Regions from separate parts of the Homo sapiens genome. Here region 1 is linked to region 2. The links are chromatin loops, found by intact Hi-C in ENCODE. Cell type or tissue: GM12878. All regions are shown on one strand. Links, peaks and the distances in the headings refer to the core of each region. The heading gives the core; the rest is flanking DNA.

What was found. Hi-C counts contacts between places; a loop is a spot of excess contacts. Peaks named below come from ENCODE experiments on the same cell type or tissue, not always from the same donor. Only the 100,000 strongest peaks of a DNase experiment are listed, where the experiment ranks them.
Region 1: a loop joins it to region 2, with 4 times the contacts of the local background. A loop is called at or near these places in 9 of 110 quality-filtered maps.

Annotation. Positions count from the first base shown.
Region 1 is chr1:219,186,984-219,192,374 of GRCh38, reverse strand. The region is part of intron 2 of LYPLAL1 (lysophospholipase like 1); the gene reads right to left. Among named protein-coding and RNA genes, the nearest start is that of LYPLAL1, 16 kb to the right of the region's middle. In GM12878, for the core only: a CTCF peak has its summit at 279 (motif pointing right); DNase peaks (open chromatin) are centred at 2,974 and 3,864; H3K4me3 peaks cover 1,279 bases; H3K27ac peaks cover 2,754 bases.
Region 2 is chr1:219,086,813-219,092,203 of GRCh38, reverse strand. The region is part of intron 3 of LYPLAL1-DT (LYPLAL1 divergent transcript); the gene reads left to right. Among named protein-coding and RNA genes, the nearest start is that of LYPLAL1-DT, 84 kb to the left of the region's middle. RefSeq lists an enhancer at 2,933-2,982. In GM12878, for the core only: no CTCF peak of the experiment used is centred there; DNase peaks (open chromatin) are centred at 1,354 and 3,063; H3K27ac peaks cover 1,325 bases.

The DNA of each region.
Region 1 (5,391 bases), core at 149-5,148, 100 kb before region 2:
ACCCAGACACAGGATTCTTTCCACACCAATACCTCCTCTACTTTGCCATCTCAAATTTAGCTGTATACTGTCACCCACCAAAGTTAGTAAAGTAAAAGCATGAAATGTGCAGCTAAATTGAAAAACAAAAATAGACGGCTAAAAGACAACAGGTGAGACCTGAACATGCTTTTGTACTTCTTCTCTAGTGAAAAACCCAAGTAGAACCTCAGCATATTCAAGGAGCTAGAAATATTCAATTGTCATTGGCCTTGGGATGCATACAATCTTTAGGACCAGTGGGTGGTGCTGGAAGGGAACAAAATTACACCATTTTTCAATATTGATCATACCACCCCAAAATAAATGGACATCCACTTAAGGGGCTTGAACGTCAAGGTTATATTTGGAAAGTTTCTCAGAGAAACTAAAAAAAAAACCTGGAAACAAGAAAGTTGAACTGACTAAAATTTAACAAAAATTCATATACGGGGATCTTTTATTTACTCAAATAGAATCATATAAACATTACTTTGTAACACATTTTCTAAAATTTAAATGGATATGATGAATACCTCTGAAAGTCAGTACATAAAAACTTAAATGTTTTCCCTAAGTTTATGCAGATACATAAAATTTTTTAAATATGAGATTATATATATATACATTGTTTAGATGTTTTTCATGTCAATCTTATTCATTTTTTACCCATCTCTACATTCCTCCTCTTCTCTCCAACTCCCTCACACATCTTGTCCTTTACATTCGGTAAACTGTGTAAATGATCTGAAATATATCCTTCAATGTTATTCTTATAAATTAAAATATGCATATTTACAGGCTATTTCTTGGCACACTATTTCTTTTCAAAAATAAAGTAGTCTATCTGATTCTATTATGTGCATCATGCTTTTTTCCTTCAACAATATCTCATGGAAATCCTTTCATCAGTTACAGTTCTAACTTACCCTTTTAATGGCTATATTATATCCTATGATAAGCATATTCTGCAATTTAATCAGCCATTCCCCTAATAATGGGAATTAATTTGGTACCCAGCTTTTAGCCACTAAGAAATATGCTTCATTAAACATATGCATACGTGTTTTTATCTACTGGAACTTTTATTCCTATGGAAAAGAGTCAAGAAACAGGTTGGATTAAAAGGTACAATTTTTGTCTTAATAGATGTCTCAAAGTTGCTTCCATAAAAGTTGTAAAAATTTACCTTTCTACAGGAAAGGTAGGAAAATATCCTTTTGCCCACAGCAGTAATAGCAGTAGGTGCTGACATACATTAAAATGTTACCATTTAAGAGTATCAATTGAAGTTTTAAAACCAACTTTATTGAGGTATAATTTACATATATAAACTATATTGAACTACACACATTTTAGGTGTATAGTTCAATTACTTTTTACAATGCAACCACCATCTCCACAATGATACAGAACATTCCTTTTCCTTGGAAAATTCCATCATGCCCCTTCACGAGCAACTCCCGTAACCTTCCCAAGCAACTACTGAGTGAGACTATCAACATTGATTTCTTTTGCCTGTTCTAAAACTCCACATAAGTGGAATTGCTGACTGATGTCATTTGCTATTATTTTTTCCTATTGTCATTTCAATTTTTTTCTTGTTTAAAAGAGTACTTTGTCTATTATTGACAAATATTTGTTGCATATATTTCAGGTATTTTCTTCCAAGTCTATTTTGAATATTGATATTACGTTATTATGTACTTAAGGGTTTTTTTTTTTTTTTTTTTTACTGGACAAAAGACTCTACATTTGATATAATGTCTTTTTAAAAAAAAATTTAAATTTCTGGGTCTCTAGATTTGCTTAAGAAGCTCCTGCCAATCCATACATTTTTTATATATAGTAGCCCAGATTTTCTTTTAAGACTTTTGTTTTCATTTTTACACCTAAGCCTTGAATTTTGGGGGAATTTCATACATGGAGTAACCTAAGGATTCAAATTCATTTTATCCCATATGATAGTCAATTGTGCTTGTGCTATTAAAAGAAGGAGAGAGAAAGGGAGGAAAGGAGGAAGACACCCTTCTCAGCAAACAGTGAAATTTTATCTTTGCCATATATTTTATAGTTCTGCATTATCTAGTCTCTCTAACCCTGATTTCTGTAAGACATATGCTATATATAATGAACTGACTTCCCTCTAATACATCTAGAATGGTGCTCGTTCTATATCATACATGCAGTGGGCGGGGGAACAGTCACTCAAATAATTTTCTATGTCTTGTGATTCAGCTGAAGAGCTTTAGTTGAGAAAGGCTCTATTTTGTTCCACTAATCTCTTTATCTATTAAGTTAGTTTCTATTTAGTATCTATTAAGTTAATTATTAAGTTAGTATATAACGTTAATCATATTATAGTGGTTTTAGAGCATATTTTGAAGTTGTGTAAGGTAAGTTCCCCTCTCCTATCATTACTCTAGTCTGTGTTTTCATACTTGTCCTAGCTATTCTCAGGCATCTATTGTTCTTGATTATCCAATAAATTTATCAAAAAATTTAGTAAACTTGAAACTATTTTCAAATAATTATCCTTAAAAAATCCTTTTGGAATTCTAATTAATATTGCATTATTGTCTGAGAATTACATTTTATGACATAAACCTATGAGGAGGGCAGATTTTTGCAGACTGAGCTTTTCCTTCATTGCTCTTTATCCAGGCTTTCAACTGCTGCAGAAAAGATAAAATCTTGCACCACCTCTATACTAGGACTCCAATAAGCATAAATTATCTCACAACCCCATATGCCTTCTGACCCCAGAAGCTGTGTGGCTCTAGAAAGGTAGATAAATTAGAATCAGAAGGGGAGAGAAGGCAGAAAGCATTCAAACCTTCCTCCTCCCAGAATCCCTTCTCAAAACTAGCTTCTTAACTAGTTTTGAGTTACTCATTTTCATTACTCTGAAAATGAGAGTAGGTGCTTTCCAAATAGTCATTGTCAGACAAAATGAAACCTCAAATTGTAGTCAAACTGTCACTAAAATCACAGTGAAGTTCTAAATCAAAATATCAAAAATACAACACTCACTTTAAAATTCAAATGAGCCTATTACCCTTCTGAATTGTTCTACTTCCCTTTTCATTTTACTCTGCTATTTCTGTGTTTATTTGTCTGTCTAAATACTTAAATAAGGATGATATCATAGGCTAAAATGTGAATCATTCTGGGAACTCAGCCATTAATGGAAAAAAGTGGCATTCACTTAACTTTTTTCTTTGACAATGCCTTAATTAGAGATAGATGCTCAGCAGAAGTAGAATCCCAATGTAAGTATGTTACTAATGTGGTAGCTAAGAAAATTAAAATTCTGTTCAAATGGAGTAATTGAGAAAATTTAACGAGACAAAAATAATTTAGAACTTTCTTGCTAAGAAAGCATAAACAAGAATGTATAAATCTCCTAAAATGTTAGAATAACATTTAAATAAAATATAAAAGTTTGTTTTTTAAACAGCTAAAAACTATCACATATGTTATACTCATTCACCTTCTTCCTCAAATAAATCACTTTATTAGCTGGTATAAAACTCCTCAGACATTACCACAATAAATAAATATGTTTGGCAAAGAACATCTGTGTGGTTCCTAAGTTAATCAATCAACCAACCCATTACACATTGGTAAAATATTAAGCTAGAATAAAATGTCCAAGGTTAAAAAAAAAAAAAAGTTGACATTCAGCTTGATACCAAGTTGTTTTTGATCTGTGTTGCCTTAAAGTCATAAAATCGAAAGTTCATTCATAACCTTTAAGTTAACAAATTGGCACCAGTCTTCCTCTTTATCCTCATTTCATACCACTTCTCTCTCCCACCCTTCACTAGGTTCCAGTCACATTTGTCACTTCCTTTTCTTCAAATAGTACGAGCTTATTATTAGTTGAGTGGCTTTGCATCTGATATCCCCACTACTTAGAGGGCTCTTTGCAACATTTCTGCATGGTGGGCTCCGACTGTTCATTTAGGTCTCAGCTCAAGTGTCACCTTCTCAGGGGAGCTTCTTTGACTCTCCAACTGAAAGTATACCTCCCTTTTACCCTGCAACACACACATATACTCTCTATCCCCAGTCTTAATACCATTTATCACTATTTGAAATTATTACATTTAATTTCCCTTTTATTTTCTGTCTCTACATGAGCTCATTGAGAGCAGGGACTTCATTCTTTCCACAGATACATACCCAGTGCTAAGAACAAAGCCTGACATAGAATAGATGCTAAATATTTGCTGAATAAATTTCAGTAATCATTTGTGCCACTTGGGAATAATTTGTGCCAGCCAGAAATAACAATGTCTAAAATTATTTTATTTTTGCTCCAAATATATTTTGACTTTAACTCTTATAAAATCTACACTGTGATTTGTAGAAAACAGTCCATTTTTGTTTCTTTTTTAAAAAATCATATCTAAGAAAACTTTTCCATACTAGTACCTATTTAAACATACCTAATACTTACCAAAGAAGTACATTATTTCTTCAAAATAGCTGTTTTTAGTAGGGTTCCTTACTAGCATACTTGTAGTACAGATATACTGTTATCAGGAGAGGGCTCTCCTACTATCATGCTTCAGATAGGAATTCTAAGTGATGGAGTAAAGAGGAATTCATGGTTTACTATGCCTAAATAAAAAGTGCCTAGTTTATTTTAGAATACATATTTACTGAAAAATACAAACATGGACTTTGTGTGGAAAAACAGTGAATCTAAAAGTATAGGCACTATGCAAATCTTATTACTTTTAGAATTTTTTAAAACACCAAAAGAAACTATATTATCATATAAATCATAAATGGCTTGTTAAAAATTATTTTTAAATGGAAATTCTAATAATAAACACAAACTAAGAAAATCTCTAATTGTAAATATAGCTAAAGCATGTTATAGAAATAAAAATCTTTATTGGGCACTTCATTTAAAGAGTCCAAATTACCACAGTGAAAAAAAAAAGCAGTATTTTCCATCTAAATCAACACAGCAAACTAATTGCTGACTTTTACTGACTATGCCCCTACCTTAGCTGATTTAAAACATCTATTAAATACAGTTGAGGAAAAGGGATACCTTATAATCAAAATGGTAATTCACAATTTAATCAAAACACACTTATATGCTGTAATAGACCACAACTGAGTATATACAATAAACTATTGTTCTCCTCTTAAGCTGTTTAAAATATGGTTGACTGTTGAAAACAAAAATTATAACCTTGTTTGATACAGTTTTCAATGTATGCAGACAAAATACATATGAAAACTATAACATACACAAGATGGGGATAAAGGGACCTATATAGTTACAAGGAAAAAAAAAACAACAAAGAACTCTAAGTAGGTAAAAAAGCTTTGCTATGTATATCATAATCC
Region 2 (5,391 bases), core at 142-5,141:
CAGGGTAATACTGGCCTCACAGAATGAGTAAGGAAGTATTTGCTTCTTTATTTTTTTGGAATTGTTTGAATAGGATTAGATTAATATTAGTTCTTTAAATTTTGGGTGAAATTTAGCAGTTGAAGGCTTTGGGTCTCTGATTTTTCTTTACTGGGATACTTTTTAATATGGTGTTGAACTCATTACTTGTTATTGGTCTATTTAGATTTTGGAAATCTTCATGATTCGGTCTTGGTAGGTTGTATGTGTCTAGGATTCAATCTATTTCTTCTAGGTTTTCCAATTTACTGGCATGTAGTTGCTCATAGTAGTCTCTAATGATTCTCTGAACTGCAGTATCAGTTGTAATACCTCCTTTTTATCTCTCATTTTATTTATTTGGGTCTTCTATCTTTATGTCTTTGGCTAAATGTTTATCAATTTTATTTTTTTAAAATAAGCCACCTTTTTGTTTAATTGATATTTTGTATTGTTTGTTTTGTTTCAATTTCATTTATTTCTGCTTTGATCTTTATTATTTCTTTTCTCCTACTAATATTGGCTTTGGTTTGCTCTTTGTTTTCTAGTTCTTTAAGATGCATCATTAGGTTGTTAATTTGAGGATTATCTGCTTTTTTGATGTGGAGTGCTTATTGCTATAAGCTTTCTTCTTAGTATTGCTTTTGCTGCATTCCATAGGTTTTGATATATTGTGTTTCCATTTTTGTTTGTTTCAAGGAATTTTTAAATTTTATTCTTAATTTCTTCATTGACCCACTGGTCACTCTAGAGCATATTGTTTATTTTCCATGTGTTTGTATAGTTTCTGATATTTTTCTAATTATTTATTTCTAGTTTTATTCCATTGAGAATAAAACTGGAAAGATGAGACACTTGATATTTTTTCAATTTTTTAATTTTTTAAGACTTGTTTTTTGTTCTAACATGTGATCTATCCTTAAGAATGAGCCATGCCTTGAGGAGAAGAACGTGTATTCTGCAGCTCTTAAATGAAAGATTGTGTAAATATATATTAGGTCCATTTGGTATATAATGTAGATTAAGTCCAATGTTGTTGTTGGTGGTGGTTTTCTGTGTAGTGGTTCTGTCCAATGCTGAAAGTGGGGTGTTGAAGTCTCCAGCTAATATTGTATTAGGGTCTATCTCTCTCTTTAGCTCTAATAATATTTACTTAATATGTTTGAGTGTTCCAGTGTTGAATGTATATATATTTACAAGTGTTACACCCTCTTGCTAAGTTGACTTCTTTATCATTATATAATGACCTTCTTTGTCTCTGTTTATAGTTTTTGTTTTGAAATCTATTTTGTCTGATGTAAATATAGCTACTTCTGCTTTTTTTGTTTCCATTTTCATGCAATATTTTTCAGTTCCTATATTTTAAGTCTAAGTTAGTCTTTATAAGTGAAGCGTGTTTCTTATAGTTACCAGATTGTTAGAGCTTGTTTTTTTATTATTGTTATTGTTCAGGCTCTCTATGTCTTGTGATTGGAGAGTTTAGTCCATTTACATTCAATGTTATTATTAGTAAGTAAGGACTTACTACTGCCATTTTGTTATTTGTTTTCTGGGTGTTTTATGTGTGCTCTTCTCTTTCTTCCTTCCTTCTTCCCTGTATTCCTTTTTGGGAAGTTAATTTTTTTTGGTGGGTTGTTTTAATTTACTGATTTTCAGTTTTTTGTGTATCTGTTGTAGGTTTTATGATTTGAGGTGACCATGAGGTTTGGAAATAACATCTTAGAACTCATTATTTTAAACTGATCACAACTTAGCACTGGATACAAAACAATCCAAACTCACAACAACGAAAGAGAAAACTAATAAAAGCTCTACACTTTAACTTAATCCCCCTGCTTTCTAACTTTTTGTTGCTTCCATCTACGTTTTATTATACTATGTCTTAAAAGTTGTAGTTATTATTTTTGATAGGTTTATCTTTTAGTCTTCGTATTCAAGATATCAATAGTTCACGTACCACAATTACAGTGTTATAATATTGTGTGTTTGTTTGTGTACTTACTATTACCAGTGAGTTTTGTACCTTCAGATGACTTCCTATTGCTCATTAGTGTCCTTTCATTTTAGATTGAACAGCTCCCTTTAGCATTTCTTGTAGGGCAGTTCTGGTGTTGATGAAATCCCTCAGCTTTTGTTTGTCTGGGAAAGCCTATTTCTTCTTCATGTTTAATGGGTATTTTCACTGGGTGTACTCTTCTAGGATAAAAGTCTTTTTTCCTTCAGCACTTTAAATATGTAATGCCACTCTCTCCTAGATTGTAAGGTATGTTATTTGTGTCTTTTCTCTTGCTGCTTTTAGAATCCTTTCTTTATCCTTGACCTTTGGAAGTTTGATTATTAAATGTCTTGAGGTAGTTTTATTTGGATGAAATCTACTTGATGTTCTACAACCCATCTATACTTGAATTTTGATATATTTCTCTAGGTTTGAAAAGTTATCTGTTATTATCTCTTTGAATAAAATTTATACCTTGATCTCTGTACCTCCTCTTTAAGGCCAGTAAATCTTAATTTGCCCTTTTGAGATATTTTCTAGAACTTATAGGCAAGCTTCATTCTTTTCTATTCTTTTGTTTCTTTTGACTGTGTATTTTCAAATAGCCTGATTCTTTCTTCTGCTTGATCAGTTCTGCTGTTGGGAGACTCTGATGCATTCTTCTGTATGTCAATTCAATTTTTCAGCTCAGAATTTCTACATGTTTCAAAAATTATTTCAGTATCTTCGTTAAATTTATCTGATAGGATTCTGAATTCCTTCTCTGTGTTATCTTAAATTTCATTGAGCTTCCTCAAAATTTCTATTTTGAATTTTCTGTCACTCTTGGATTGATCAGTGGTGACTTTTTCAGTTTGTTTAGTGAGGTCATGATTTCCTGAATGGTCCTGATGCTTTTGGATGTTTGTGAGTGTCTGGGCATTGAATAGTTAGATATTTATTGTAATATTTGCAGTCTGCACTTGCTTGTACTCCTCTTGTGGAGGGGTGATGCAAGCTCCACTGTGACTACCACACTGAGACTGTGCTGAGTCACACCCAAAGATAGCACAGCACTGGGTCTTGCTCAAGACCCATGGTGACCACTGCCTAGTTACTGCCAGCGGAAGGAAGGAGTCTCCCCCAGGTTACTGAGCTGCACTGCCTGGGTTGGGGGAGGGGTGATGCAAGCACTCCCTTGTCCACCTGGCTGGTGTCTCATTAGGTCAACCCAAGTCTACTGCCTTCTAGCCCAGCACGCACCAAGACTTGCCCAGGAATTGCAGTCCTTGTCGCCTAGACTGCCTTTGAGGTTTATGTAGTATCCCAGAGTGCTTTGGCCCATGGTAGTGGGGCTAGCCAGAACTCTAGTTCCAACCACTGGGAAGGGCAATTCCTCTCTTGCTGGGACGGATATAAGGACTCCCTCCATGGGCACTGGCTGAGTTCTGCCTTATCTTGTTTTCTACTGTGGCTGGGCTGCACTGAGTTCCAATGCAAAGTCCCACATCACTGCACTCTCTCCCCCACAAGAACACAGATCCTCTCCGCAGCATCAGCAATTCAAGACTATCTTTCCTAACCTCTTCAATGCCTCTTTCTTTGATATGATGTTAGAACCTGGTACTGTGATCACTCACTTGATTTTTGGTTCTCATAAAAGTGCTTTCTTGTGTGGATAGTTGTTCGATTTAGTGTTCCTGTAGGGGGACTATTGTTGGAGAGTTCTATTAGGCCAACCTGCTCTGTGTCTTCCCCTATAGTTTCTTTTTGACTCAGTTACATTCAAATTTATTTTTTACACTTTATAGAAATATTAGGGAGGTTAAAATTTATCCTTTATTTACTGAGCTCTAATTTAACAGAATTGAAATTGTGGTCAGAGAATGTATTATGTTTGACACTAAGTCTTTGAAATTTATTGAGATTTGCTTTAAAGCCTAGTGATATGCTTAATATCCCATTCTATTCCTATGTGGAGGAATCATAAGGTGAGAGACAGACCCTCTCTTTCAATATGTAGCACAAGGGTTCTTATTTATCCTCTGGACAATAGCATACAGATACATGTCTCAAGTTTATCTAGTAAGATTCTCTTGCCTGTAGCTTTGAATAATGAGGGTTAGAGATTTTTCCCAGCCAATGTGGAAGGTTTGAGAGACTACTGGTGTGGCAGCAAGAATCCAGTAGCAGCAGTATCAATTCCTATGTCCTAAGCAGACTTCAGGCTCATAACCTGCTTTCCTTATTTTTCTGCCAGAGTCTAATTCTCAACTGTTGATTAATTCTCTAAGTTATTGATATCTTGCCAATACATTCCTTTTCTGATTAATGTAACCAAAGTCAGTTTCTGTTGCTTAGAACTCAGAATTCTGACAACTGTGAAACACAATGCTTCTGAGGGAATTACAGCATATTACTTTTTGCTTTATTTTATTTAATCTTCTGTTTCTCTCCTCAGGAAGTGTTATTTATTATCCTCATTTAACAGATAGGAAAACTGGGGATTCAATATTTGAAGCACTTTATTCAATACCACACAGCCTGTAAAGTGTGAAACCAGAATTCAAGCCAGCTCTGCCTGATTCTTGAACTGCTACTCTTTAAGCCTTCCAGATATTCAATGGGTGATTTTAAACCTTTCTTTCTGACCCTAATATTCTATGAACTGAAGAATAAATACAGATTGCCAAGTATAAATCAGGAATAGCTTAGGTACTGAGAGGTCAAACTCTAGAAGCCACAAATATTCATATATTCTTAAGTTTTAATTGAGAAAAGTACTTCTCCTAGGCTTTTTACTTCATATACTCTGTGAGATGAATTTTTAGAAACTGACCTTCTCTTATTCACTGCCCCAACTCTGCAAATTTGCCACACGTGCCTTGGCAACATGAACCACCATAACACAGAGGGGCTGGTGACTTAACATACTTTGTCATCCCCCTGGCATAACAGAGGGGTTCTTTTAGGTCATGGGCCACTTTTCTTCTTGTAGGTTTATTGAAAGTTTGTGTGTTCATGCTCATTAAGTAACTTCTAGCAACCTTGGCTAAATAAGTTGGTAAAAGGCTGAACTCATAGTCAGTATTGCTTCATAATACACACATGCAGAGCTCATAATATATGTGACAGTTGATTCACTTAAATCACCTAATTAACTTTTTGCAGTCTTGTATAAATATAATAAAGTAGCTATAGAAATGAAAGATGTTTTCAAGTTAAATTTAACTCCACTGAACTCATAGAATCAGAGTTAACTTATATTTCATTTTAGGTGATTTTAGAGAAAGTTGTTTTAAAGGCAAAACATTCTTAAAAGACTGAATTTGTTTCTACCCCCATTTTTCTTAATTACTTTCATGAAAAACCTATTGATTTTATAATCTATTAATTTG